Regions from separate parts of the Homo sapiens genome. Here regions 2, 3, 4, 5, 6 and 7 are each linked to region 1. The links are chromatin contacts, found by Hi-C or POLR2A ChIA-PET in ENCODE. All regions are on one chromosome and are shown on one strand. Each heading gives the region's core, a stretch centred on a gene start or an enhancer-like site at or near the end of the contact. The rest is flanking DNA. Distances are from core to core; before and after follow the strand shown. Region 1 overlaps RNGTT (RNA guanylyltransferase and 5'-phosphatase). Region 2 has its middle 23 kb from the start of AKIRIN2. Region 3 overlaps LOC101928911 (a long non-coding RNA gene). Region 4 overlaps LOC101928911 (a long non-coding RNA gene). Region 5 overlaps LOC101928911 (a long non-coding RNA gene). Region 6 has its middle 120 kb from the start of SPACA1. Region 7 overlaps CNR1 (cannabinoid receptor 1).

Region 1 (3,581 bases), core at 372-2,871:
CTCCTGAATGATCTTTGGGTCAACAATGAAATCAAGATGGAAATTAAAAAGTTCTTTGAATTGAATGATGATAGTGACACAACCTATCAAAACCTCTGGGATACAGCAAAAGCGGTACTAAGAGGAAAGTTCATAGCATTAAACGCCTACATCAAAAAGTCTGAAAGAGCACAAACAGACAATCTAAACTCGCACCCCAAGAAACTAGAGAAACAACAACAAACCAAACCCAAACCCTGCAGAAAAGAAATAACAAAGATCAGAGCAGAACTAAACGAAATTGAAACAAACAAAAAGCAATACAAAAGATAAATAAAACGAAATGCTGGTTCCTTGAAAAGGTTAAAAAAAATTGACAGACCGTTAGTGAGATTAACCAAAAAAGAAGAAAGAGAGAAGAATCAAACAAGCTCAAGTAGAAATGAAATGGGAGATACTACAACTGATACCACAGAAATACAAAAAAATCATTCAATGCTACTATGAATAACTTCAGGCACACAAACTAGAAAACCTAGAGGAGAGGGATAAATTCCTGGAAATATACAACCCTCCTAGATTAAACCAGGAAGAAACAGAAACTCTGAACAGACCAATAACAAGTAGTGAGATTGATATAGTAATAAAAAAAATTGCCAACAAAAAAAGTCCAGGACCAGATGGATTCACAGCTAAATTCTATCACATATTCAAAGAGTTGGTACCAATCCTACTGAAACTATTCCAAAAGATAAAGAGGGAATCCTCCCTAAATCATTCCCTGAAACCATTATTGCCCTAATATTAAAACCAGGGAAGGACATAACAAAAAAGAAAACTATAGACCAATATCTCTGATGAACACAGATGCAAAAAATCCTCAACAAAATACTGTGTAACTGAATCCAACAGCATATTTAAAAGGTAATACATCACTTTCAAGTGGCTTTCATACCAGAGATGCAGGGTTGGTTTAACATATGCAAGTTAATAAATGTGATACACCACATAAACAGAATTAAAAACAAAAACCATATCAATGGATCCAGAAAAAGCATTTGACAAAATCTAGCATTCCTTGTGATTACAACCCTAGGCAAAATCGGCATAGAGGAAACACACCTTTAAGGAAGTAGACCACCTCTCCCATTGTCTCCTATTTCATGAGAAAGCAAAAGGTTAAAAGAAGAAGTGAGATCAATAGCCAGATGGCTTGGTGCCAAGAACCGTGCCTGGTAGTTAAACATCAACTCCTGACCTAACCGCTTGTGGATTCCAGACATTGTATGAGGAAGACTTCTGAAACTTTCTGTTCTGTTCTGCTAGCCCCCATCACTGATGCATGTAGCTCTCAGTCACGTAGCCCCCACTTGCACAATGTATCATGACCCTTTCACATGGACCCCTCAGAGTTGTAAGCCCTTAAAAGGGACAGGAATCTTTACTTTGGGGAGCTCAGATCATGAGATGCGAGTCTACCAATGCTCCCAGCTGATTAAAGCCTCTTCCTTCATAAAACCAGTGTCCGAGAGGTTTTGTCTGCAACCATTCCTGCTACATTTCTTGGTTCCCTGACCTGGAAGCGAGGTGATTAGTGGACAGTTGAGGCAGCCTCTTAGGCGGCTTAGGCCTGCCCTGTGGAGCATCCCTGGGGAGGACTCCGGCGAGCTTAAGCAAAGCAGATCCTGGGAGCACTCTCGCGTAGGCAATTGCCCTGGTCAAATGCCTTGCCACAGCAGTGTGCGGCAGACCCCCGTGGAGAATTAACACAGCGGTTGAACACCGGGAAGGAATCGGCGATTGGAGTCTGGACATCTGGAACATGGTAAGACTGGCCTTGGAACTGGCCCACTCCATCTGAGTGGAAGTGTGGGCTGATCACCCACAGCATGGCTTTCTTGGCACTTTGGTTTTGGTTTTCATTTTGACTAGATTTGAACTGTTTTGGTTTAGATTTCACTATTGACTTTTGGATTTGAACTGTTCTGGCTATGATTTCGGCTCTGACTTGGCTCAAATTGCTTGATGAATGAGTAATTCCTTATCCATACTTTGATTTTAGTGTGAATTGCTTGGTGAGTGAGTGACCTTTTGCCCCTTTTTCCCTTCCCCCTTTGTGGTAAGAGTGTTGTTTTGTCTCCTGAGAGAGGAAAATGTGTAAAATACAAAGTAAGCCTACCCTGTTAGGAACTATGTTAAAGAATTTCAAGAAAGGATTCAATGGGGACTATGGAATTGCTATGACACCTGGAAAGCTTAAGGCTTTATGTGAGATAGACTATCCAGCATTAGAGGTGAGATGGCCATCAGAAGGAAGCCTAGACAGGTCCCTAGTTTCAAAGGTATGGCACAAAGTAACTGATAAATCAGGACACCCAGACCAGTTACCATACATAGATACTTGGTTGCAGCTAGTTTTAGACCCCTCACAGTGGCTAAGAGGACAGGCTGCAGCAGTACTAGTAGCAAAGGGACAGATAGCCAAGGAAAAGTCTTGCTCCACCCGCCGAGGGAAGTCAGCTCCTACGGTTCTGTCCGACCCCACATCAGAGGATGCATGGCAGAAATGGCACCAATGGTGCCCCTCCTTACCAAGAAGAGAGGCTCCCCACATCGAAGCCCACAGCCCCTGAGCCTCTGCAAGGTGTGCACACCCCAAGGCCACCTAAAATAGACAAAAGAGGATATGAAGCTTGGGAGAAACCCCTCCCTTGGCAGCTTGCTTGCAACCTAAAACTGGGACACAAATGCCCCTAAGAGAGCAACGGTATACTGGGGTAAATGAGGAGGGGCATATGGTAGGGGTGCCTTTGTGTACCAACCTTTTACCTCTGCCGATCTCCTCAACTGGAAAAATAACATCCCATCCTATACAGAAAAGCTGCAAGCTCTGATTGACTTGCTCCAAACTATTATCCAAACTCATAACCCCACTTGGGCTGATTGCCACCAGTTGCTCATGTACCTCTTTAACACGGATGAGGGAGGAGAGTGCTCGAGGTAGCAACTAAGTGGCTGGAAGAGCATGTTCCAGCTGATTATCAGAACCCCCAAGAGTATGTGAGGATCCAGCTACCAGGAACTGACCCTTAATAGGATCCAAACGAGACAGAGGGTATGCAAAGGCTAATGCGGTATAGGGAAGCACTCTTAGAAGGGTTGAGGAGAGGAGCCCAAAAGGCCACAAACGTAAACAAGGTCTCCGAGGTTATCCAAGGAAAGCAAGAAAGTCCAGTGCAATTTTATGAGAGACTGTGTGAGGCCTATCGCATGTACACTCCCTTTGACCCAGACAGCCCTGAAAATCAGCGCATGATTAACATGGCCTTAGTTAGTCAAAGCGCAGAGGATATTAGGAGAAAGCTGAAGAAACGGGCTGGGTTTGCAGGTATGAATACGTCGCCAATTACTGGAAATAGCCAACCAAGTGTTTGTAAATACAGATGCAGCAAGCCGCAGAGAGAGCCGCAAAGAAGGTGAATGCCAACCCGGTGAAATGCTGACCTACTAGCTGCAGCTATTAGAGGGGTCCCCCTGAAAGGACAAGGGAATGGGGGCTCCAGGAAAAATACCCAGTCTGACCGTCCACGCTTGCAACGTAA
Region 2 (3,581 bases), core at 494-2,993, 940 kb before region 1:
CACAACAGGCTGAGCAGCTTTCGGCATTCTCGCCACTAATTATCCAGACTCCGGAGACTGAGCTTTCAAGGTGAGTGGTTTTCAGAACTGCAAATGAGAGCCAGCCCCATTCTGGGTCTCTTTCCCCAAGGATATCTTAGAGATATTCAGTTCAGGAAGAGAGGTCTTATTGTAGTATGTAGTTGCCATCTTGGGAACATATGTCAGGACTTCCTAAAGTCTTTCTGCTTAAAGTTTCCAAGAAAGTATGGAGCCTGATTTCTCATAAAGCCACTTTTCCTTTAAAGGTACTTGTGGAATCTCTATAGGCCCAAGGTTGACATGACCATATCCGTGAAAAGCTCAGGTACTATTTCTGTGCTAATCTCTTTAGAATAACAGAAAGAATTTATTTTAAAAATTCTACTTATCTTTCTCAAATTATTAGAGCTAATCCTAGTATAAAATAATGGAGAAATAGTTGAGTAAATTAGAGTGCATCAGCTGGTGGAATACTATGCAGATGTTAAAAGGGATAATTAACAAGATTAAACAACATGAAAAGACGTTTTTGATTCAATGAATGAGGAAAAAGGTAGAATACGAAATTGTAAGTATCAACCTTATAAGTATCAACCATGTGAAAATGGGTTTACATAAGGACATTTTTCTTGGTGGTCTTTTTTTTTTTTTTTTTGAGACAGAGTTTCGCTCTTGTTGCCCAGGCTGGAGTCTGGAGTGCAATGGCGTGATCTCCGCTCACCACAACCTCCACCTCCTGGGTTCAAGCGATTCTCCTGCTTCAGCCTCCTGAGTAGCTGGGATTACAGGCATGCGCCATCACACCCAGCTAATTTTGTATTTTTAGTAGAGACGGGGTTTCTCCATTTTGTCAGGCTGGTCTCAAACTCCCGACCTCAGGTGATCTGCCCGCCTCGGCGTCCCAAAATGCTGGGATTACAGGCGTAAGCCACCACACCCAGCCTCTTGGTAGTCTTTAACAAGGTAACTGAGGTTGCCACAACCATAGATCTTGGTACGTAAGATAAAATCTATTGAGCATTTCTGCCTTAGAGGATTTTGGCTAAGGTAATGTCACTGTCCTAGTTCAGTTCCAGAATTTGTTCCTATATTGTCCAGATTCTGTGCCTTTTGCTGATCTACTTCTGTGCTGGTCCATAGCACTCTCAACTGATGGGACCCACTGATTATAGAGTTCTCAGTCTCTCTGTCTGCAGTTACTTAAACTCTGGTATGGAGATCTTTTGCTTTGCACCACACAAATGTTAAGAACTACATTTAAATTGCTTTCATTTTTTTTCTGCCTACTCTTTTCCAAATCTGTGTCAAGGTGGAGATATGACTGTCCTCCAGTGTGCTAATAATGTCTGCAAAGCTTCTGGGAATACCTGCCAAAGCCAAGGTGTGAGGGAGAGACCTTGAATCTCTCCTTGCATTTGGTGGGAAAAAAACAATTTATAGATTGAGTGCCTCCTGCAAGACTTTTTTTTTGTTACAGAAAAATCCTTTTATGGCTGTTTTCTGTTCCAATCATGAACAGAAGTCTCCTTGCAAACAGAGGCCTCCTGCTGCTTTTCAAGGGTTTGGTGGCCTAATCATTTTGTGCCTGCCCTAGCAGACACTTTTTATGTTTGTGGCTTCTTATCATCTCTTAAAAGCCCTTCCAATATCAAGGGAATTTCTATATTTTGAGTTCTGTTTTTCAAGGTGAAACTAGAACTCTCTATTCTAGTCTTATTTGCGGCCAAGATGCAAGCATGTGACCTAGTTTCTGCAATCAGATGTAGCCATGCAACACTGAATGCAGAAGAAAAAACCATGAGAAAGCAGGTGTCATGCAGAATCTGTTTTCTGGTGAAGCTATGGAGCTTGCCAGTGGCACAGAAATGGCCCAGCACCAGTGTTGGTATCCCCAGCAGAGAGTTAGTGCAGCCACAGTGCCAACGCCAGCGGCGTTCTCTTCTATAACAGTCCAGCAGTATGATTTGGATATAACTTCCTGCCAAGTAGCCCAGAACATGATTCTCTGGCCCTTCCAGACAGTCTATGTGCTATCTAATACCCTTTAATACTTTCAATTTATTTTATTTTCCTTCTTTTTTTTTTTTTTGAGACGGAGTCTCACTCCGTCACCCAGGTTGGAGTACAGTGGCGTGATGTCAGCTCACTGCAACTTCTGCCTCTCTGGTTCAAGTGATTCTCCTGCCTTGGGCTCCTGAGTAGCTAGGACTACAGGCACAAGCCACCACGCCCAGCTTATTTTTTGTATTTGTAGTAGAGATGGGGTTTCACCATGTTGACCGGGCTGGTTTTGAACTCCTGACCTCAGATGATCCGCCCACCTCGGCCTCCCAAAGTGCTGGGATTACAGGCGTGAGCCACCACGCCCGGTTCATTTTATTTTTAAACTAGCAAGAGTGGATTCTGTTGTTTGCAACCAAAAATCTTTTTTTTTTTTTTTGAGACAGAGTCTCTCTCTGTCACCCAGGCTGGAGGGCAGTGGTGCGATCCTGGCTCACTGCAGCCTCTGCCTCACGGGTTCAAGCGATTATCCTGCTTCAGGCTCCTGAGTAGCTGGGACCACAGGTGCACACCACCACACCAGGCTAATTTTTTTATTTTTAGTAGATACTGGGTTTCACCATGTTGGTCAGGCTGGTCTCGAACTCCTGACTTCAGGTGATCCACCCACCTCGGCCTCCCAAAGTGCTGGGATTACCGGCGTCAGCCACCATGCCCAGCCACAACCAAAAATCTTGAACAATATACCTATATTCATGATTTTACATTAGGCTGAAAGACAAAAGTGGGCCGGGCACGGTGACTCACGCCTGTAATCTCAGCACTTTGGGAGGCTGAGGTGGGAGAATCACCTGAGATCAGGAGTTCAAGACCAGCCTGGCCAACATGGTGAAATCCCCATCTCCACAAAAATACCAAAAAATTAGCCAGGCATGATGGCGGGTGCCGGTAATCCCAACTATTTGGGAAGCTGAGGTGGGAGAATCGCTTGAACCCAGGAGGCGGAGGTTGCAGTGAGCCAAGATTGTGCCATTGCACTCCAGCCTGGGTGACAGAGTGAGACTGCATCTCAAAAAAAAAAAAAGTCTTAAAAGTGATTTATTGGCCAGCCATGGTGGCTCACGCCTGTAATCCCAGCACTTTGGGAGGCTGACAGGCAGATCACGAGGTCAGGAGTTTGAAACCAGCCTGGCCAACATGGTGAAACCTCATCTCTAATAGAAATACAAAAATTAGCTGGGTGCACTGGCTGGCGCCTGTAATCCCAGCTACTTGGGAGGCTGAGGCAGGAGGATCACTTGAACTCGGGAGGTGGAGGTTACAGTGAGTTGATATCACGCCATTGCACTCCAGCCTGGGCAACACAGCAAGACTCCGTCTAGAGAAAAAAAAAAAGTGATTTATTTTTCTTGTTCATCATGTTTCCCCAGCCTGTAGATATAAATTTGGTCACTTTTTTTTTTTTTGAGATGGAGTTTTGCTCTTGTTGCCTAGGCTGGATGCAGTGGCACAATCTCAGCTCACTGCAACCTCCACTTCCCGGGGTCAAGTGATTCTCC
Region 3 (3,581 bases), core at 426-2,925, 870 kb before region 1:
GAGTGAGTAGCTCTGCCTGAGGGAGCTGAGGAAGGCATCCTGAAGGATGATCAGGCATTTGTCAGGCAGATGACGGGGAAGACATTCTAAGGAAAAAGCTTGGGTGAGTTCAGGAGTCTGCTTCGCCCTTATGGGTGTGGTCATGCTTAAGGACAGAGGAAGCACGCAGTGGCATTCACTTTTGCCCTGGAGGTTATCTGAGCAGAGAGAATATCTCACAAACTAATGCCAAGGCCACTTCTCTATTGTCTATGGGTTAATGCCAGCCCTGTTAGGGACTATCCAGTGAATTAAAAAAGCCCTGCCAACCCCAGGCGAGGGTTGGGAAGCAGTGTTAGTAGCACCTGGGGGTCTGGGGATGACTCATCGCACAGGTATCATTAACCCCCATTCATTCACTCGTTAATGAAGAAATAAGAGCAGGAATTTGGCAGAGGGACAGTTCTAGACTCAAGTCCATCTCTCACTCTAACTGGCTCAGTGATCTTAAGCAGGCATCTAACTTTTTTGAGCCTCCGTTTCTTTACCATTTCTATAAAATGGTAATAATAACACCTTGGAGGCTGGTTTTACGAGTTAAATATGATCATATACATTAAGCATATGTATAGTAACTGGTACAGCTTAGAGATTAAGGCATGCTAATTCCCTTTCTTCTTCTCTACAAACATTTGGAGGAGCTACTGACTACAAGGCATTATGCCAGGCAGGGAGGAAACAAAGGTAAATCCATTGTACACGGATTATGTCCTCTGGGAGCCTGCAGCCCAGTAATGGAGGAGATAAAGTCAATGGTAAGTGCACAGATAGTTACAACACAAGACAGAGAGCGTGAGGTACCATGAGAGGTGGAACCAAGATTGCAACGGGAAGGCCATGTCTATGCCCTATGTGTCTGCTTGTGAACTGACCTTCTTCATGGTTGGCAGTGCCCCTTACTGGATTAAAGGATGTTCTATGTTGTTTGTTACAACATGTTGGTGTCTTTAATTTGGAAGTTAAAAGAAAAAATAACAGAAAGGAGTTTTTGCTTCTATGAGGAAGGGGTACTTTATCAAAATTACCCAACACCATCCCTGAACTACGGGTGAGGACAAACCTGGCTCCCCCAATCTTTGCTGGAGAGCCGAAGCCTCTTCGGGTCCCATTGGGTCCAAGTGCAGCAGAACCTGGCTCTTTGGATCAGCGACATTAATCTGCTTTGTTTTATCTGCGGTGTCACAAAGTTTAGTTGAATGATCTGATAGAAAGTACAAACCGGCCGGGTGCAGTGGCTCACACCTCTAATCCTAGCACTTTGGGAGGCCGAGGTGGGCGGATTGCCTGAGCTCAGGGTTTTGAGACCAGCCTGAGCAACATGGTGAAACCCCCTCTCTACTAAAAGACAAGAGAAACTAGCCGGGCATGGCGGCGTGTGCCTGTAGTCCCAGCTACTCAGGAGGCTGAGGCAGGAGAATTACTTGAAACCGGGAGGCGGAGGTTGCAGTGAGCCGAGATCGCACCACTGCACCACTCCAGCCTGGGCAACAGAGCGAGACTCCGTCTCTAAAAAAAAAAGAAAGTACAAACCACAGCCTGACTCTGAGAATAACTGGGAGGAATCCCCTGCTGTCACACACTGGGAATCAGAGCGGCACATCCTGCCCTTGCAGGGCCCTGAGGCTCTAAAAGCAACATGTTCCAATTGGAAGCATATATTCTGCAAGGGTTTGTCTCCAGGCAGCGCTACAGCCTCCTCTTCTGGCACCATAGAGACTGTTGCTTCTGTCAGGATTTCTGGCACCAGCAAAAGTGAAAGGGAACAGGACCAACTACGCTTCCCTGAGCAAGGTGGATCTTCTGGGCAGCACCTTGGTGAGAATACACACCACTGAGCAGCCTAGACTGGTGCTGATTAGGTGAAGGGTGGGCGGCCAGAAGGACAGATTTTCATGTGTGTGTGTGTGTGTGTGTGTGTGTGTGTGAGTGAGAAACATAACTCAATGCTTCATCTCCCCTGCCTACATTACATTCACACTTTGTGAATCTGACAGCCTGTGGGTTTGGGCTGTATTTGCAGCTTTATTAGGCATTGCAGCAACTGAACAGGCTTTTCTTCTTCTTCCTTTTTTTTTTTTTTCTTTGAAACTACAGTTTCCCCTAGCTTGTGTTAAAATTCTCAGACTTTTCTTTTTTTAACCCCCTCCCCTTTTTAAAAGTTGTGAAATATGGTAGAGTGACTGAAAAGATTAGAGAATAAATGTACAGCAGAATGAAGGGAACACCCTGATGACTATCATTCTGATCAAGAATAGAGCATCTCTAGCTCCCAGAACACATCCCTCCTCCATACACCCCTTCCCTGTCACACCCCCACTCTGCCCCGATTTTACTTTTTCTTCCATTTAAAGATGTGTATGTATGTATGTATTTATTTATATTTATTATTATTTTTTTAAAGTGGAGATTCGCTTTTTGCCCAGGCTGGAGTGCAATGGCATGATCTCGACTCACTGCAACCTCCACCTCCTGGGTCCAAATGATTCTTCTCCCTCAGCCTCCTGAGTAGCTGGGTTTACAGGCACGCACCACCATGTCCGGCTAATTTTGTATTTTTGGTAGAGATGGGGTTTCACCATGTTGGCCAGGCTGGTCTCGAAGTCCTGACCTCAGGTGATCCACCCCCCTCAGCCTCCCAAAGTGCTGGGATTACAGTCATGAGCCACTGTGCCCGGCCTTGAATTTTTTATACAGTTAAAATGCATGTCCATTTTTGGGAAAAAATACATAAAATACAGACTATTGATGAAAAATATATCACCCATGATTTTTCCTTGCCCAGGGTCATGTTAACATTTTGTGAAATATCCTACAACACATTTAAATATGTATTTATGCTTTCTATAATTAAAAATGGACCACATGAGAAATGTTTTCAATAATATTTGGTGAAAATATTTGCATCTCCATATAGCTCTGCTGCAAGGTATTTGGTAAGATCCAAATATCTGGGTGTGCTACTAGAAACCATTTTTATAAATAATGTTGAAATGAACAGGTTTGTGTATAGATCTTGAAGTACCCAGCTGATAACTTCCTTGAGATCAAAAGGAAATTCGTGGATCAACCAGCGTGCATTTTTATAAGACATTTAATTCACATTGCCAACTTGCTGTATGAGCCCATTTATATAAATTTCAAAACACTCAAGGCTAAATTACAGTGTTTCTAGGTGAATAGTTAGGTTACAAAAGTAATGGAAATGATGTACCAATTCACCCTCCCACTAGAATTGTACAAGAATGCCTCTTTTCCTACATCTTTGCTAACATTGGGTATCATTAATTTTTTTTCACAGAAAGTCTTTTAGTTTCTTCTGAAGGAGTGAAGCCCTTGTCCTCCCTGATTTTAATGTAATTGTTTCTTTGCTTCTCTTTTATGCTTTTGCTGCCTAACTATTCACCCTAGAAACATTATAATTTAGTCTTGCATGTTTTTAAATTTATATAAATGAGATTATGTAGCATTTATTATTTTACTCCTGGCTTCTTTCATCCATTATTATGCCTGTTAAATACATCTATGTGGTCACATGGAGCTGT
Region 4 (3,581 bases), core at 474-2,973, 830 kb before region 1:
AATAGCCCTAACCTCTCCCCTAATCTCCAGATTTCTAACAAGAAGAGATCTTGTTTGTGCAGATGTCTCCTGACATCTTCTCCTGAATAGACATAGCAAACTGAGCCATGAGCAACACAAACAGAAATTATTCTCACTGCCACCCCCTCCCAACATGCCTTCCTCACAGCCTTTCTAATTCCGGTAAGTGGTATTGCATCCACTTAGTAGCTCAGTCAAAAGTCACACTCCATGCCCACCTCTAATCTGTTACCATTTATACTTCTAAAATAAATTGGAAATTCATTCCTTTATTTATTTATTTTTGAGACAGAGTTTCACTCCCATCACCCAGGCTGGAGTGCAGTGGCGAGATCTTGGCTCCCTGCAACCTCCACCTCCTGGGCTTGAGCAATCCTCCTGCCTCAGCCTCCTGAGTATCTGGGACTACAGGGGCCCACCACCATGCCTGGATAATTTTTTTGTGTTTTGTCGAGATGGGGTTTCTCTCTGTTGCCCAGGCTGGTCTTGAACTCCTGGGCTCAAGTGATCCACCTGCTTCAGCCTCCCAAAGTGCTGAGACTACAAGCTTGAGCTGCCGCACCTGGCCCCATTCCCTTTTTACAATACTACTGTTATCACCCTTGTCCATGCAACTATATTTTATTGCCTGTAAGACTACAGTCATTTCCAAAGAAGTTTCCCTGTTTCTACTGTTGTGCTTGTTATGGTACTTCCTCCACACAGCATCCAGAATAATTTTCAAAAATGTAAATCAGATTGCATCACTCCCTTTCTTAATAACCTTTTGCACTGCCCCATGTCCGCGTCCCTGAGCCCATAAAACCCTCTTCTTTGCATTCTTTAGTGCATTATTTCCGCTGTAGTACTGACCTCCTGAAAAGCTCAAGCCTCTTTTATGCTATATGGTTTCTTTCCCACAGATAAAGTAAGAATAAAAATATTTATGGATCTGAAAATTCCTTAAAGTATTTGTTACTGTGCAGGAGGTAGAAAACTTCCTAGGTAACCTCTTCTTCTTTTTTTTTTTTTTGAAACAAAGGCTGGAACTTCAGGGACCAGTGATGTTGTCAGTTTTCTACTATCTGATGAAGGATACTGAAGAGAGTGAAAAAAATAGTATAGACTTGGGGAGAAAGGAATGGATTTGTGGGAGAATAAAATGGGAAAGTAAAACAGAGTGGGGAAGGGGGAGCTAAAAAGAAAAGCACCCAGGATAAATCTTTTCCTTGCTTTATAATTCATATCATAGTAAAATTTTATAAATTTAGTTTCTGTAGAAAAAGGAATAATAAAATGATATTAATTAGGATCATATTCATAATTATACTGTTTCTCTCTGAATTTATATAATCTTTCTGCAAAGAGCTAAAAATGGCTTAAAAAGCTCTAATGATATTATATTATTTAGCAATGTGTCTGTAATAGACATTAATGATACAGTATTAAACCAATCCATAGAGCTTTCTAAAGGTACGGTAGGCTAATATAACACCAGAAACCTAATTGCTGCTCTCAGAATTTAGAATTGAAATTAGCTTAATGATATAAAATTTTTTAATAGGAAAAGCTATCCACAAATAGTTGCTATCATGTAGTTTTTCAGTGTAAAGAAAATTTAAAAAATCAATAAAAACAAAATGATTACTCAGACCTTGTTACATAGATATCGCTGTTAGACGTCCTCCTTTTCTAAGATAACCTATTGTGTGGTTTTCAGAGCCTTTTATAAGTCAGCCACTAGAGAGCAAACTTCTTCTTTTTATCAGGCCGTAGTTTTATTTTTTTTAAAAAATACACACCACGTATATATTGGGAATCTCACAATGACACATTATCTCAGACTGTAAAATCTGATAATATAGCTTCTAGATGCCTGGGGCAGTGGGTGTAGGGGATGAAGTGGGAAATTTTAAGGCCGTTTATATTAAAAACACAAGAAAGAACAAGATAAGATGTTGTAATGTTGAACTACCTTCCTGGAGTGAAAATGAAACCTTCTGCTAATGGAGCATAAAGTCTTACGTTTCATGCCATGTAATAAAATATGATAGGCATTGTTTGGTCTGACAGGTATCTTGGGCCTTTTTCCAGACTAGGGTCTCCAGGGAGCTCAAAGACATGTTACTGTTTCCAGGTGAAATGTAGATAAATTACATTGTCAGCTACCTTTGCTGCCTCCAGTTCCAGAGGCTCCAGTCACACAAAAGAAAGCTGCCAGTTCCAGAACACTCTCATCTATTGGACTAACCCCCAACTATTGACATCCTTTCCAAAGGTCAGGATGGCACCCAAAACATCAATATACAGGCAGATCAATCTGCTAAAGGGTGCCAGGGAACAGAAGGATTTACTGCACATAGAAATTCCAATTTTTCAGGCCCCAGAGTGTCTCAGCCTCCTTTTTGGCCAAGAATGGGAGATACTCAGCTAGGTAAACCACTTTCTCTTCTGGTGGCCTGTTGGCAATTGGCCCCGTTCTCATGACCCTAGAGTCTCATGGCTCACCAAAGTCGTCAGAATCAAGTTTCATCTCTGTTATTTGGGCTTTGGGCTATTTGAAGGTTTATAGTTTAAAATTTGAACTTTTTAGATATTTCAAAAAAACAGTATTGGATTGGTGCAAAAGTAATTGCAGATTTTGCCATTACTTTATACCAACCTAATATTAAGAGCTGTAGGAAGATTATAAAAGATATCCAAGAAGGGAGATTTCAAAACCTTCCAAGGGAACACTTTCCAGGGTTTATTGGCTATTCCGGTTAGATTATTTTTCTTTTCTTTTCTTTTTTTTTTTGTTGAGACAGAGTCTCGTTCTGTCACCTAGGCTGGAGTGCAGTGGCATGATCTTGGCTCACTGCACCCTCTGCCTCCCAGGTTCAAGTGATTCTCCTGCCTCAGACTCCTGAGTAGCTGGGATTACAAGTGCCCACCACCACACCTGGCTACTTTTTGTATTTTTAGTAGAGACGGGGTTTCTCCATCTTGGTCAGGCTGGTCTCAAACTCCTGATCTCAGGTGATCCTCCCACCTTGGCCTCCCAAAGTGCTGGGATTACAGGCATGAGCCACCATGCCCCGCCAGGTTATTTTTCTTATGTTGAATTGGCTCGTGTGAAATTGTCAATATTTGAACAATTTGGCTTATAAAAATGGCCATTTTACAGAGTTCAACCTAATACTTTATGCTACAGGGCCTTCTGTGAAGAGGTCTTTTACAGGCATTGTTCACCACTTCATAATCAATCAACAATCATTGCCTGCCCACTAAGCACTCAGCACAATGTCAATGCAACTCAACAAAGATATATTATTGACTCTCTGCAAGGTGCTTTGGTGAGTACTGCAGCAAACATTAGGGTCAGCTAGATGAGGTCCTGTCTTTACAGAGCTTATGTTCCAATGAGAGAAAGTAAAATTAATCACTTGGACAGTGTTATGTTTTCTACAGTTAAAATGTTGTGGGAGTATGAAAGAGGATGAGATTCAATCCTGACTGGGGGACTCCAGGAAGGTTCATTGCTGGGATGGCACTTGGATGGAAGGGCTGACACTTAACACGGAAGAGGTGCTAATTTAGTT
Region 5 (3,581 bases), core at 387-2,886, 760 kb before region 1:
TCAGTTTTCTTATATCTCTGAGGAATAAGTAACGGTCGCGAAACTGCAGACTTTTGAGAGATGACAGTAACTTAGACATTGTTTCAGCCAGTCTTTAGATGGGAAAACTGAGTCCCAGAGAAATTAAGAAACTTGTCCAAGATAACAAAATAAATTAATGGCAGAGCTGACTAGAAACTTGGTTTACTAACTCTACATCTGGTGCTTTTTTTCTCATTTTGGTGGCAGCTAAAATCTCAGAGTCTCTGAAAATTATTCAAACAGTTCCTGTTCCCCAGTCCACCTGCCCCCTTGAAATACATCCTCGGTTCCCTGTTTCCCTAGACCTTTCCTGGGCCACACCAGCCCTGGTTGGTTGTCTTGCTCAGTGCAGTGACAGGGTGAATTATTTCTGCATTCTTGAATGTAGCAAAACTTATCTACTTGAACCTCAGGTCACCAAATATAAAGCAATTTTGAACTGAAGGGGTTGTGGATACTTTAAGTCTCTGTGGGAATACAGGAGCTCACAATTCTTATTCTCAGCTTCCTCAAACAAAGGCTCAAGGAACAGTCCTCATTACTTTTCAGAGGTTGGGGGAGGGTTAAGGTCAGGAAGAGGTTGCTGAGTTTACAGTCTCATCCTGTCTCCCTCCTCCTATTGACAAGTCATCAGGATGGTTTATAGATTACTGCCTTACTTTAAGGCCTGTTTGTTGATGTTTGCAGACATTTATCCAATCTCAAGAAACTCAAGGGACCTGATTTCAACTTCAAATTATATATTATCCATATTTGGGATGGAATGGGCAATTTTAATAGAGAAACCCTATCAATCAGGCCAGGGAATAAATAGGAGGGCTTTGATTTATATACTGTGTTGAAATCATCTATATTGATTTAAAATTTTTAAAGTTCCTATGAATGTAATATTTTAACCTGAATATGATTCTTAACAATCCCCTCTCCTCAAATTGTATTCTTCTATTTTTTTTAACCTTTGGTGAAATATTAACTTACTGTACCATGCATTGATAATGTCCCCAGAGGTTAGCCAGGAGAAATATCAGCGTGTCCTTGGAGAGCTTGTCTATCCTGATGAGAACAAAAATTCTAGGACAAAAAGGCTCAATTCCTGAAATAATTACAGTAACTTCAGAAAGGAAATTAAGTATCTATTGAAAGATACACTTAGTAGAATAGTGACTTTTCCTACACATTTAAAATTTAGATACTATATTCAGGAAAAGGGAATTTACCAGGGTTTTTGGATGCAAATGATGAGAAATTAGTTAGTATCTGCAAGCCTGTAAGTACAATATAGTTTTGTACTTATGTAATTAGAGCTGTTTGTGAATCACTCTAATGTCACGTCTGATAGCTATAGTCCTTCAAAGGGGTATTTACATTAAGCCTGATGATAGGTACAGGCATGGAGACAATGAAATTCATTTTATCTATTGTAACATGCAGCCAGTAAATTAGCTTCCCTTTAACTTATGCTACGAAATGATGCTATTTAGTTTATGTGCATTATTCTTGGACTTCTGCATTCCTGGGAAAAGGTTGTCAAAGGTTGTATTAGCTGTGCAGTGAGGCAGCACAGCATGTCCAGGCACATACTCAGGTTAAAACCCTGCTGTACACATCTGCTGTCATTACCCTTTGCATCTTTGCTGATAATTTTTAAGAACCAAAACTGTATGTTGCTATTTTTAGTCCACTTACTTTCTGTTGAGGGTGATGGTCATTATTCTGACATTTCGTGACATATATGTCCACCCCCTGCTCCCCTGCATCAAAATAGATATGTTTTCATACCTACCACACAATCCAGCTGGGCTCAATTTGCATTTAGTTCTCTGGGGAGAGTTAATAATTTTATTTTCAAAAGGTCACTTGCTGACACACAACCTATAAAATAGTTAGCTACCCAAGATTCTTTTCACTCATTCCTCAAATACTTGGTTTAGTTTGGTCTTTTTAATTCACTACTGAAAATCCATTGCCTCTAGGAATTTCAATATTGCATTACAGCATAACAAACTATCCAATATCACTAATGGCCTATTTAGGAATGAAATGCTTTTTTTTTTTCTGGTTTTAAGCAATTTCTAATTTTGAAGGGGATCAGGCACCATCTACAAGGATAGAGTTAATAGCTCCCTGAAGGGACACATCACTAGCCAGGTCATAAAAATCATGCATGCTTTGCTCTTTCAGCCATAAGGCAAGAGGAAAACAAATACGCCTATTTTCCCTCTGCATTACCTTTGTGGTCTGAGGATGTTTGAAAAATTACAGCCATTATATTATTATTATTATTGTTATTTTTTACAATGTTTCTGAAATATGCATTTTTATTCATGTTTATCTATTTATATCTGGTATTTATCTATTTATGTCCTTTCCTCAAGAATTTACTCTCTAAGATGTCTTCTTTCAAAATCATATCCAAAACAGAACGCAAGTGCTGGGATGAATATAATATATACCATTTGAGAATTTGCCAGGCGTAACTATTAACTGGAAGATTCAAGCAAAGAACTAGTTAGTAAGGGAAGAAATTACTCAACATATTTGTTTTGGCTGCTCACATCAATCAGATTTGTGAGATAATAGCTTTAATTCCTTGTGATGAAACACACCAATCCTTTTCTGTATTACAAATGTACCCCAGTTTGACTAAGACAAAAATCAATCTAAATGCAGTGCATTTGCTTTGTCATTGTAAATGGTGCTTGGGTAATGAGCCCCTCAGGGATGGACGGGAGAGAACAGAGCAGTAGAGGAGGAAACAGGAGTGGGTGGGCTAAGGGCAAGGTTTATGATCCAACCTAGAAATCAGGAGGGAAGACATTGGGAAAACATTTCAGTATTCGAAGAGAGGGCCAGACAGTGAGGTGAAGAAGACCCAACAGAACTGGACTTAAGGTGGGGAGGGGGAAAGATGTCATAAAGGTGTTTAGGATGCTCCCCCTATGGGGCTGCAGGCACAGGGAGAGGTGTGTATCGTTAAGTGGCTGCAGGGAAGCACCTTGGATTCAAATCCAAGGTCTTCACCTGAAACCTAAGCAGATTTGGAAAGAACTTAATTGTTCTTAAGAGGAAAGGAGCTAGTGTTTTTTGAGCTCTTCCAAATGGGCCTGGCCTTCCACAGATGTCATCTCATTTAATTCCGCACAGCATCCCTATGAAGTAAATTACAATAATAATAGCTAACATCCTTTACACGCTTAGTATGTGCCTGGCACAGCACACTAAGTGCTCGTTTTGCATTGCCTCTTCCTAACAGCCCTTTCTAATTGAGGAAACAGATTTGAAGATGGGGGTAATTTACTCAAGGAATTTAAATCCAAATATGTTTGGATCCAGGAGCTGGAATTGACATCCAAATATGTTTGATCCAAAGCCTAGACTTTCTGGTATACCATGATGCTTCCTCAGTGAGTGTAAAAACCAATGGAGATGGATAGAGAGCCAGGTTATGTGTCAGTTTGTGACAAGTTGTAGCTGGTGGGTAAGCTGAGTACCTGCCCTTTACTTGGATAGGCCACGCCTTTTTCTAAATGCCTCACAATGAAGTCAAGGTTATGGTCAAA
Region 6 (3,581 bases), core at 756-3,255, 740 kb before region 1:
TGGATCAAGACTTAAGAGACCTGCTGATCAAATTTGCAGTTGGCACAAAGCGGGGCAGGACGGCTAATAGGCTAGATAAGAAGAGCAGATTTTAAAAAGATCTTGACAATTGGAACAAAAAGCCAAACCAACAGAAAAAAATTTAATAAGAAACTTAAGGTCTTGTACTTGGGTAAATAAAAATCTGCTTCAAAAGTATATAGGATAGGAGGAGAGACTTTTCTTTGTAGCAGTTCTAGGGAAAACAACTAAGGACTTTTAGTAGATGTCGGCTCTACCATGAGTTAACGAAGAAGGTGATGCAAATTAGGCTGCATGAATAGAGGCCCTGAACAGATCCCCACATCTGCAGGACTCCGAGTGTCTATCACATTGAAGATAAAAATACAAACATGTTATTGATTGATTGATGATTGATGGATTGAAAACAATTTTAAATTCTTCCTTAAAAATTATCAGAGGCCAGGCGTGATGGCTCACACTTGCAATCCCAGCACTTTGGGAGGCTGCAGTGAGTGGATTGCTTGAGCCCAGGGGTTTGAGACCAGCCTGGGCAACATGGTGAAACCCCATCTCTACAAAAAATACCAAAAAAATTTAGCCAGGTGTGATGGCACACCTATAGTCCCATCTACTTGGGAGGCTAAGATGGGAAGATTGCTTGGCCCCAGGAGGCTGAGGTTCTGCTAAGTTGAGATTGCTCCACTGCACTCCAGTCTGGGTGACAGAGTGAGACCCTGTCTCAAAAATAAATAAATAAATAAATAAATCAGAGTAACAAGAGTTAACTGCAGGTAATGAAACATTATAGGTATATTAAAAAAAATTCTTCCTTCTAACATCCCCCAAAACAGATAACACATGTTAACAACTTGGTGTGTATCCTTCTGTGCTGTTACTCATGCTGAGACAAACATATCAAAACAAACCCACAAGTATATAAGATTTTTGTTGGGATTTTTGGTTTTTCATAAAGTGGACAAACCCATTTTCTCCATCTTTCTTCACTTAAGGATACATCATTGACACCTCTCCAAAATTAATTTTAAAATGCTTAATGTTCCAGAAATATGGATGTGGTATCATTTATTCATCCCTTAATCAATGTCACATTTAAGAGGGATATGGGCAAATAGGGCAGGGGATGATGTTCCAGGGCAGGATGGCAGAAGTGGAGCCAGAAGCCATGACATAGAAAAAAGGACTGATGCAACCAGAGATGCTTAACTGGGAGAATAAAAGGTGGGTGGAAGAAGGGGAGGGTTGGTTGGGTTCATCAGTTAATATTGGAGCTTTGCTCAGACTGGGGTTGAACAGGTTAGTAATTCTATGGTTAGTGTTTGATTCCTTGTCAAGACAGGTCTAGGGAAGTGGGGAGGGTGAAGACTCTATTTCCTTCAGTGATTGGAGGGTTGTGCAAAACAGCAGCCTTTGGGGTTACCAAGCGTGGCCCACCCTATCCCCAGAGAGCTGGCGGGCTCTGTGGAACAACCTCCACAGTAAGCACATTATAAAAACATTAGGCGAAATAATAAAAATAATGACATTAAAAAGAAAAATTGTTGTAGAAACCAAACAAACCCAGACCTACAGCCGAGGCAGGCACCAGCCGGGATGTTGTTAGCATGCTTAGGAGAAATTTGATTTCGATGAATTTCGTTGTCAGTGTAACCAGGGCATGAATCACCCTCCTCCGCCCTTTCTCATCGTTCTAATACCAAGATTTAGAGAACATGGCATTAGAGAGATAAAGAGGTTCACAAACAGTATCAGCCAGGAGCCCCCCGGGCCCAAAAGCAGCACCAGGCTCAGCCAGGAGGCAGCTTTCTGCTGTTATGGGCCTATAAATCTGAAGGCATCTGAACCCCTGCGGGATCTGAAGCCATCAACTCTGAGACCAGAACTGTCACCTTTTCTGCTCCCAACCTCTTCCTCCCACCACAGTCCACCTGACCATGGGGTGAGAAATGAGGTTTCTCACTAGAAGCAAGTTCTGGCAGAGCAGGGGCCTGGCCACACCAGTGCTGTAGCAAGCAGCTTGCACTGGCTTCCAGGGTTTGCATCCGTGGTGACAAATGTACTCTCCTGAGGTGGCTAGGAAAAGCCACCTGTCCTGCCAGACACAGGGATGCAACGCCAGTGTAGGATCTGGAGGATCCCACATGCAGCATCGGGGCAGATGGTCACAGTCTGGTGACTGGGGAATCCCCAACGGCCCTGAAACCATGCTCTCAGTTTTATTTTTAGCTAATATGTACTTGATCCTTTCCCACGTGCCAGACATAGTGCCAGGTGCTTCCTGTGGATCATCTCCATCCGTGTTCCCAGCCCTCTGCTAGCTACTGGTGCACATACTTTACACATGAGGAGACTGAGGCTCAGGGAGATGAAGTTACCTGGCCCAAGTCACTCAGCTGGCCAGGAGTGGAGCCAGGGCTTGACCTGAGGTCTGCCCAACTCCAGCATTTATACCCTTTCCATTAAGAGTTGATGATGCCTCATGGCCATGAGAAGGGACTACGGGGAAAAGTGGGCTTTCCTAAAGCCTTTGCTTTCTCTCATCTGATTACAAATCCAACCAATTTCATGCGTTCCAATTCGAAGTGCTCAACCTACCCTCATTTATCTATAGTTCGTCACAGCCCTCAAGATTGCTTAGGGGATGGGGGACCTGTCTTAGTAATACCAGTGCTTCAGGCCGTTACCACTCACACAGGTGACAAAAACAGGGACTAGAAATTAGAATTAGAGAAATCCACAAAGCGCTGAGGTTGGCTGTCTTGTGGTGGCGTTTCTCAGATACCAGGGCCCACTGATTTATTTCCCTCAAGGAGAGGCAGTGAAAAACAGTGGTTAGGAAAATAGTCATGAAACATGGATTCTGGAGTTGAGTGATCTGGGTTTAAGTCCCAGTTCTGGCTGTGACTTTGGGCAAGTTACTTAACCTTGTATAAAACAGGAATAATAATAAGATTAAATGAGCTCTTGTATACAGAGTTGTCAGCTTAGTCCCTTGCACAAAGTAGGTATTCAGTACATACTATCCATTGTGGATAGTATGTTGTCCCCAGGTACAGCGGGGACACTGCAGAAGCACTGTCATTAAGGCATGCACTTGGAGTTGTTTTTCCTGTAGGGGGAACATGTTTTAGTCAACCAATATCTGTTCACAAATCTGGCGTCTTTTGGGGAATTGTTTGGGAACTGCCTGGCCTGGGTAAAGAGAGGCATTTCCAGAAGAATATAATTCCAGGCTCAAAGACAGCTGATTCACAGTACCGGTTCTGCCAGTCACCACTGGGTCCTTTGTGCAGTCACTCCATTCTCTGAGTTGTGACTGAAGGATTATGAGAGCCACCTTGGCTAGGTCATTGTCCACCTGAGATGAGGTCACAAATATAAAGCACCCAGAAGAGTGTTTGGCCCCCAGATGGTACATGGTGGTAATTGGTCCCCTTCTGCTGTGGCCTAACCACAACTTCCCAGACCAGATCACTGGTAAATGTCCTCCAGGCTTCTTCAAACCTGTTTCTTGTACTTGCCAAGAAGGATATGACATCCTAAGGCGCTCAGATGACCTC
Region 7 (3,581 bases), core at 487-2,986, 520 kb before region 1:
GAAGTACTACTTTGCTATAGTAATTTAATGACTGAAGCTACATTTAATAACAATCTTACCAGTACTTGTATACAAAGTATTATACAGATTACTAACGAAGATATTGCAGTGGTTGCAACGATGTTACCAGCTCAACAAACATCTAACAATACAATATTCTTCTAAGAGGAAAAGTAATAATGTTAGATTTACAGACAATAAAGAGTCATGTTTCCCGCTTGAAACATTGGAAATAAATTTGAATCCAGATACAAGAAAAGGTTTCCTTTCTTGGGAACTCTGATCCCCAGTAGGCCTAGTACAGTCAATTTACATGAAGATAGCTTTTAAGATGCCACGGCAATGTAAAGAAACTCTCCCATCCGAAAATTACTGATTTGTAGGCCACTGCTCAAACATCTGACTTTTTAGAAACCTATTTACATACATTCAGCCCAAATCAGTAGATAGAATGTTTTTTTCTATATTACAATAGGCATTGTTAACATTTCATCAGAAGGCCAGTGCAAGACAATTAATTGTTAATAGCCATTGCCCAGCATTTAGGAGATTTTAAAATATCATACAAATATACAGTTAGAGTGTGAGAAATCTAATTGTGTGCATGATATGGGTGGTCTCTTTTATGGACATGAAATGGCAGAAATTAATCAACAGGACAGTAACTATAGCGCTACTCATCCAGGGCCTAATTCTCATCTGGTGGTTGGGCCTATTTCCTGCAGAGTGGATTTAGGCAGCAAAAGGTCCTTGGCATTTAATACCAGATAGACTTAACTCAAAGTGCCAGAGAGGCTTGGAAATCATCTCAAGTGTAGGACAGATGTCTACAGCATCTCTCAGATTCATATCCTTTCACATATATTTCATACAAAATAAATCAGAGGTTCCTCTTGGAGGCAGCCCTACTTGTGCAAATGAAACATTCTAGGACTGATTCATCATGACTCTGATAAAAAAAAAATGAGCAGGTTGGGAATTTGGCCCTTTCTGAACATGTGTGATGGTAAAATGCATGGTCAGGGCAAGTACATCATCCTCAGAGGAAAGTAAGATACCTCTGATGTCAGACCTTATAAAACTTACTTAAATTTAAATCATTTAAATTAATGGATCTAATTATGGGGTTAATTAATGAGTGATATTAACAAATGGTAATTCTAATGAGTATATTCATTGGGGACAATGTTTTCGTCACTTGGGTTAAGAAATGATATGAAAAGTGTCAAAGTGAATCTAACTAGTTTTAAACCTTTTTAAATGAAGGTTGTATAACATACGTGATGATATTTCACAGATATTTCTTAGAATATCAATAAGCACCAAGTTTAGTGCTGTCAGCCCCATTGTCCCTTAATTTATTATATATGATTTAGATCTTGAAAGCACAACACACTATAAAATCTACACTGCATACGCACAAATGCAGTTTCAAAAATGAATCGTGAAATTTTTCTACCATAACAAGAATTTCTCTAGCTCTTCATAGCTGTGAAAAGAGCATTGGTACTGCCTGGTGAGCTCTGAAACATGTGGATTAATGTTCAAGATGATGCAGGACAAAAGACTGGCAATTCTTAAATGCAAACTAAACCCTGGTGAGTTCTTCTTGTAAATAATCTCTCCTGTCTTTAGAAAGAGATCTTACTAATCCTCTAGCACCCTGAGCCTTCATCTGCACATGACAGAGAGGTAAAGTAAGGGAGCCAGCAGGCAGATTCAAGGTGTGCAGACAGACAATGCAAAGTATCTCATAAGCCACATCCTGCCTTAGAGCGTGAACCGTAAGAAGGGGAACTGCCCCATCAGGCTGCTTGGGTATCTCGAGAGCTAGAAATCACCAGATAGATGCCAGCTCTGTACTTCACTTCAGACTATGTAAACCTTGGGGCCTTGTAGGAGTCATGTTTTATCTGTATAAGAAGAGATTATAATTAAAATTTGTCAGGGTTAAGTAGATTCTTCAGCAATATCATTCCTTACTGGAAAAAGGCCCAACAAGCACCCATGGCGCCATTAAGGAGCATGAGACCGGGGTGTAAGAAGAAAGCAGCTGTGTTTATCTTCATGCTTGAGTGTATCTTGCTAACCACGAGCAAAGGAGAGATTTGTTCCTTAGCCCAAACCTACCAAGACAGAGCTGGGTGCTCAGCTGTCACCAAGGGCATGTGGGCAAAGCACAGATACAGCATAGCTAGACGTCAATGCCAAGTGTATCGGTTCTTCACTGCCGTTGTGTGTCTCATCCACTGTCTGATTCAGCTTTTTTAGCCACATGGGCTGGGTGTGATAGTCCTACTTTAACGTGATGTATATAGTGCATACTATCTACACACGCTATTGAAAAATGTTACCATTGTTTTTCTGTAGAACTGTCTTCCTTTTAGTGACTGACATATTGCTCAATATTCGGTGCTCAGAAACCAAAGTACTCTCCTTTCCTGGCAATAACACTACAAATACATCCCTTCCTTGGATGCCTGTCATTATTTTTTGCTAAGCACTGGTCTTGTGTAATACCTAAAGGTCAATTTAGTAATACTTGATCCAATCTCTTAAGGAGGGATGGGGTGAAATTTTTGAATGGTTGGAGTCAGTATTTTTATCAACAAGATTACAGGAAGAACTCAATTTTAGAAACTGAATCCATGTGCAAGAGTGCAGCAAGTGGTAAAAGTTTATACTTGGTCACAGTTTTCTCACTTTATGACATTACTGTAACAGTTACAGGACAGAAACACACATACACACATTTATATTCACACTCACACACAGTATAATTTTACTGATCCAGACACTACTTCTTTTCAATTAAAAAAAATGAAGACTGTTGTTTGGCCACCCAGGCATGAAATCTACTTAAACCTGGAATATAGGAACACAATACTATTCAAGTAAACAGCAACTGCACAGTGATAACGATATACATTAAGATTAACACATGCTGTCTTAAGAGATCCAGTAATAGCTAAAGACTAAAGAAAGTCAGAGATGTCGCTCAAAAAAAGTCAATATGCTTTCTCTCTTCCATTCTGATTATAATCCATTAGAACAGCTATAGTCCAGAAGATAATGTGTCTTCCTATGAAAATGCAGGGCTAATAAATTTTTAAGTATGAATGAATTCTGCTCAATATTTTGAAGTCTTCAAATTCTTCTTGTTGAGGTAACAGAAAAATAAACCTTTACGGTTATTTCAGTGTCAAAATTAAATAGAGATATTTGAAGAAATATTAAGGTTTATTTCTAAAGTTATATCATGGGCAATAATATAGAAAAAAAGTGCACACATTGACACGTATCCACTGCTTGTCCATTGTTCTCATAAAAGTCTACCTTTCAGTTTTGCTGAACTAAACAAATATTAATAGCACATAAACACTGATACACATCTCACAGGACATAATACATTTTACAAAATATCTCTAGTACTATAACTTGTAAAAATGGACATCTCTGATACTACGGACAGTTACATTTCACATTATAGTGAAAGTTGTGGTTACAAAGGCATTATTCATTTGATGGCATTTTTCCATGGGTTCTTAGACTTCCAATTGTGTAGCCAAAGGTTTCCCTCC

What was found. A loop is a pair of places that touch in the nucleus more often than their neighbours do. ChIA-PET counts read pairs that join two places held with the same protein, here RNA polymerase II (POLR2A). Pooled maps may share reads with other maps.
Region 2: a loop to region 1 is called in a pooled map, with 2.8 times the contacts of the local background. The contact joins two enhancer-like sites. A Hi-C loop is called at or near these places in 2 of 37 single-sample maps with no recorded cell type and 2 of 50 pooled maps.
Region 3: a loop to region 1 is called in a pooled map, with 3 times the contacts of the local background. The contact joins two enhancer-like sites. A Hi-C loop is called at or near these places in 1 of 37 single-sample maps with no recorded cell type and 3 of 50 pooled maps. POLR2A ChIA-PET finds 5 or more read pairs at or near these places in 2 of 52 experiments (OCI-LY7 and activated CD4-positive, alpha-beta T cell).
Region 4: a pooled map shows a loop between it and region 1 (3-fold over the local background). The contact joins two enhancer-like sites. A Hi-C loop is called at or near these places in 2 of 37 single-sample maps with no recorded cell type and 2 of 50 pooled maps.
Region 5: a pooled map shows a loop between it and region 1 (14-fold over the local background). The contact joins two enhancer-like sites. A Hi-C loop is called at or near these places in 2 of 37 single-sample maps with no recorded cell type and 4 of 50 pooled maps. POLR2A ChIA-PET finds 5 or more read pairs at or near these places in 2 of 52 experiments (OCI-LY7 and activated T-cell).
Region 6: a map with no recorded cell type shows a loop between it and region 1 (7-fold over the local background). The contact joins two enhancer-like sites. A Hi-C loop is called at or near these places in 1 of 168 maps with a recorded cell type or tissue (GM12878), 29 of 37 single-sample maps with no recorded cell type and 5 of 50 pooled maps.
Region 7: a map with no recorded cell type shows a loop between it and region 1 (2.8-fold over the local background). The contact joins two enhancer-like sites. A Hi-C loop is called at or near these places in 2 of 37 single-sample maps with no recorded cell type and 4 of 50 pooled maps.

The regions. Positions count from the first base shown.
Region 1 is chr6:88,661,055-88,664,635 of GRCh38, forward strand. The region is part of intron 14 of RNGTT (RNA guanylyltransferase and 5'-phosphatase); the gene reads right to left. Among named protein-coding and RNA genes, the nearest start is that of RNGTT, 300 kb to the right of the region's middle. Within about 2 kb of position 1,622, at least 2 of the 41 ENCODE cell types and tissues checked have a DNase peak (open chromatin) inside an H3K27ac peak, as active enhancers do; they include GM12878, where a contact is called at or near this core.
Region 2 is chr6:87,723,853-87,727,433 of GRCh38, forward strand. No RefSeq gene overlaps it. Among named protein-coding and RNA genes, the nearest start is that of AKIRIN2, 23 kb to the left of the region's middle. RefSeq lists enhancers at 1,174-1,283, 1,974-2,033. Within about 2 kb of position 1,744, at least 5 of the 41 ENCODE cell types and tissues checked have a DNase peak (open chromatin) inside an H3K27ac peak, as active enhancers do.
Region 3 is chr6:87,794,977-87,798,557 of GRCh38, forward strand. All of the region lies in intron 2 of LOC101928911 (a long non-coding RNA gene), which reads left to right. Among named protein-coding and RNA genes, the nearest start is that of AKIRIN2, 95 kb to the left of the region's middle. RefSeq lists enhancers at 895-1,396, 1,397-1,896, 1,851-1,950. Within about 2 kb of position 1,676, at least 5 of the 41 ENCODE cell types and tissues checked have a DNase peak (open chromatin) inside an H3K27ac peak, as active enhancers do.
Region 4 is chr6:87,830,393-87,833,973 of GRCh38, forward strand. The region is part of intron 2 of LOC101928911 (a long non-coding RNA gene); the gene reads left to right. Among named protein-coding and RNA genes, the nearest start is that of AKIRIN2, 130 kb to the left of the region's middle. Within about 2 kb of position 1,724, at least 7 of the 41 ENCODE cell types and tissues checked have a DNase peak (open chromatin) inside an H3K27ac peak, as active enhancers do.
Region 5 is chr6:87,903,660-87,907,240 of GRCh38, forward strand. All of the region lies in intron 2 of LOC101928911 (a long non-coding RNA gene), which reads left to right. Among named protein-coding and RNA genes, the nearest start is that of SPACA1, 140 kb to the right of the region's middle. RefSeq lists an enhancer at 1,545-1,794. Within about 2 kb of position 1,637, at least 2 of the 41 ENCODE cell types and tissues checked have a DNase peak (open chromatin) inside an H3K27ac peak, as active enhancers do.
Region 6 is chr6:87,923,551-87,927,131 of GRCh38, forward strand. No RefSeq gene overlaps it. Among named protein-coding and RNA genes, the nearest start is that of SPACA1, 120 kb to the right of the region's middle. RefSeq lists enhancers at 1,696-2,785, 1,971-2,160. Within about 2 kb of position 2,006, at least 5 of the 41 ENCODE cell types and tissues checked have a DNase peak (open chromatin) inside an H3K27ac peak, as active enhancers do; they include GM12878, where a contact is called at or near this core.
Region 7 is chr6:88,140,020-88,143,600 of GRCh38, forward strand. CNR1 (cannabinoid receptor 1) reads right to left here. Exons shown (of 2, transcript NM_016083.6): 2 at 1-3,581. Among named protein-coding and RNA genes, the nearest start is that of CNR1, 25 kb to the right of the region's middle. RefSeq lists a silencer at 1,649-1,808. Within about 2 kb of position 1,737, at least 4 of the 41 ENCODE cell types and tissues checked have a DNase peak (open chromatin) inside an H3K27ac peak, as active enhancers do.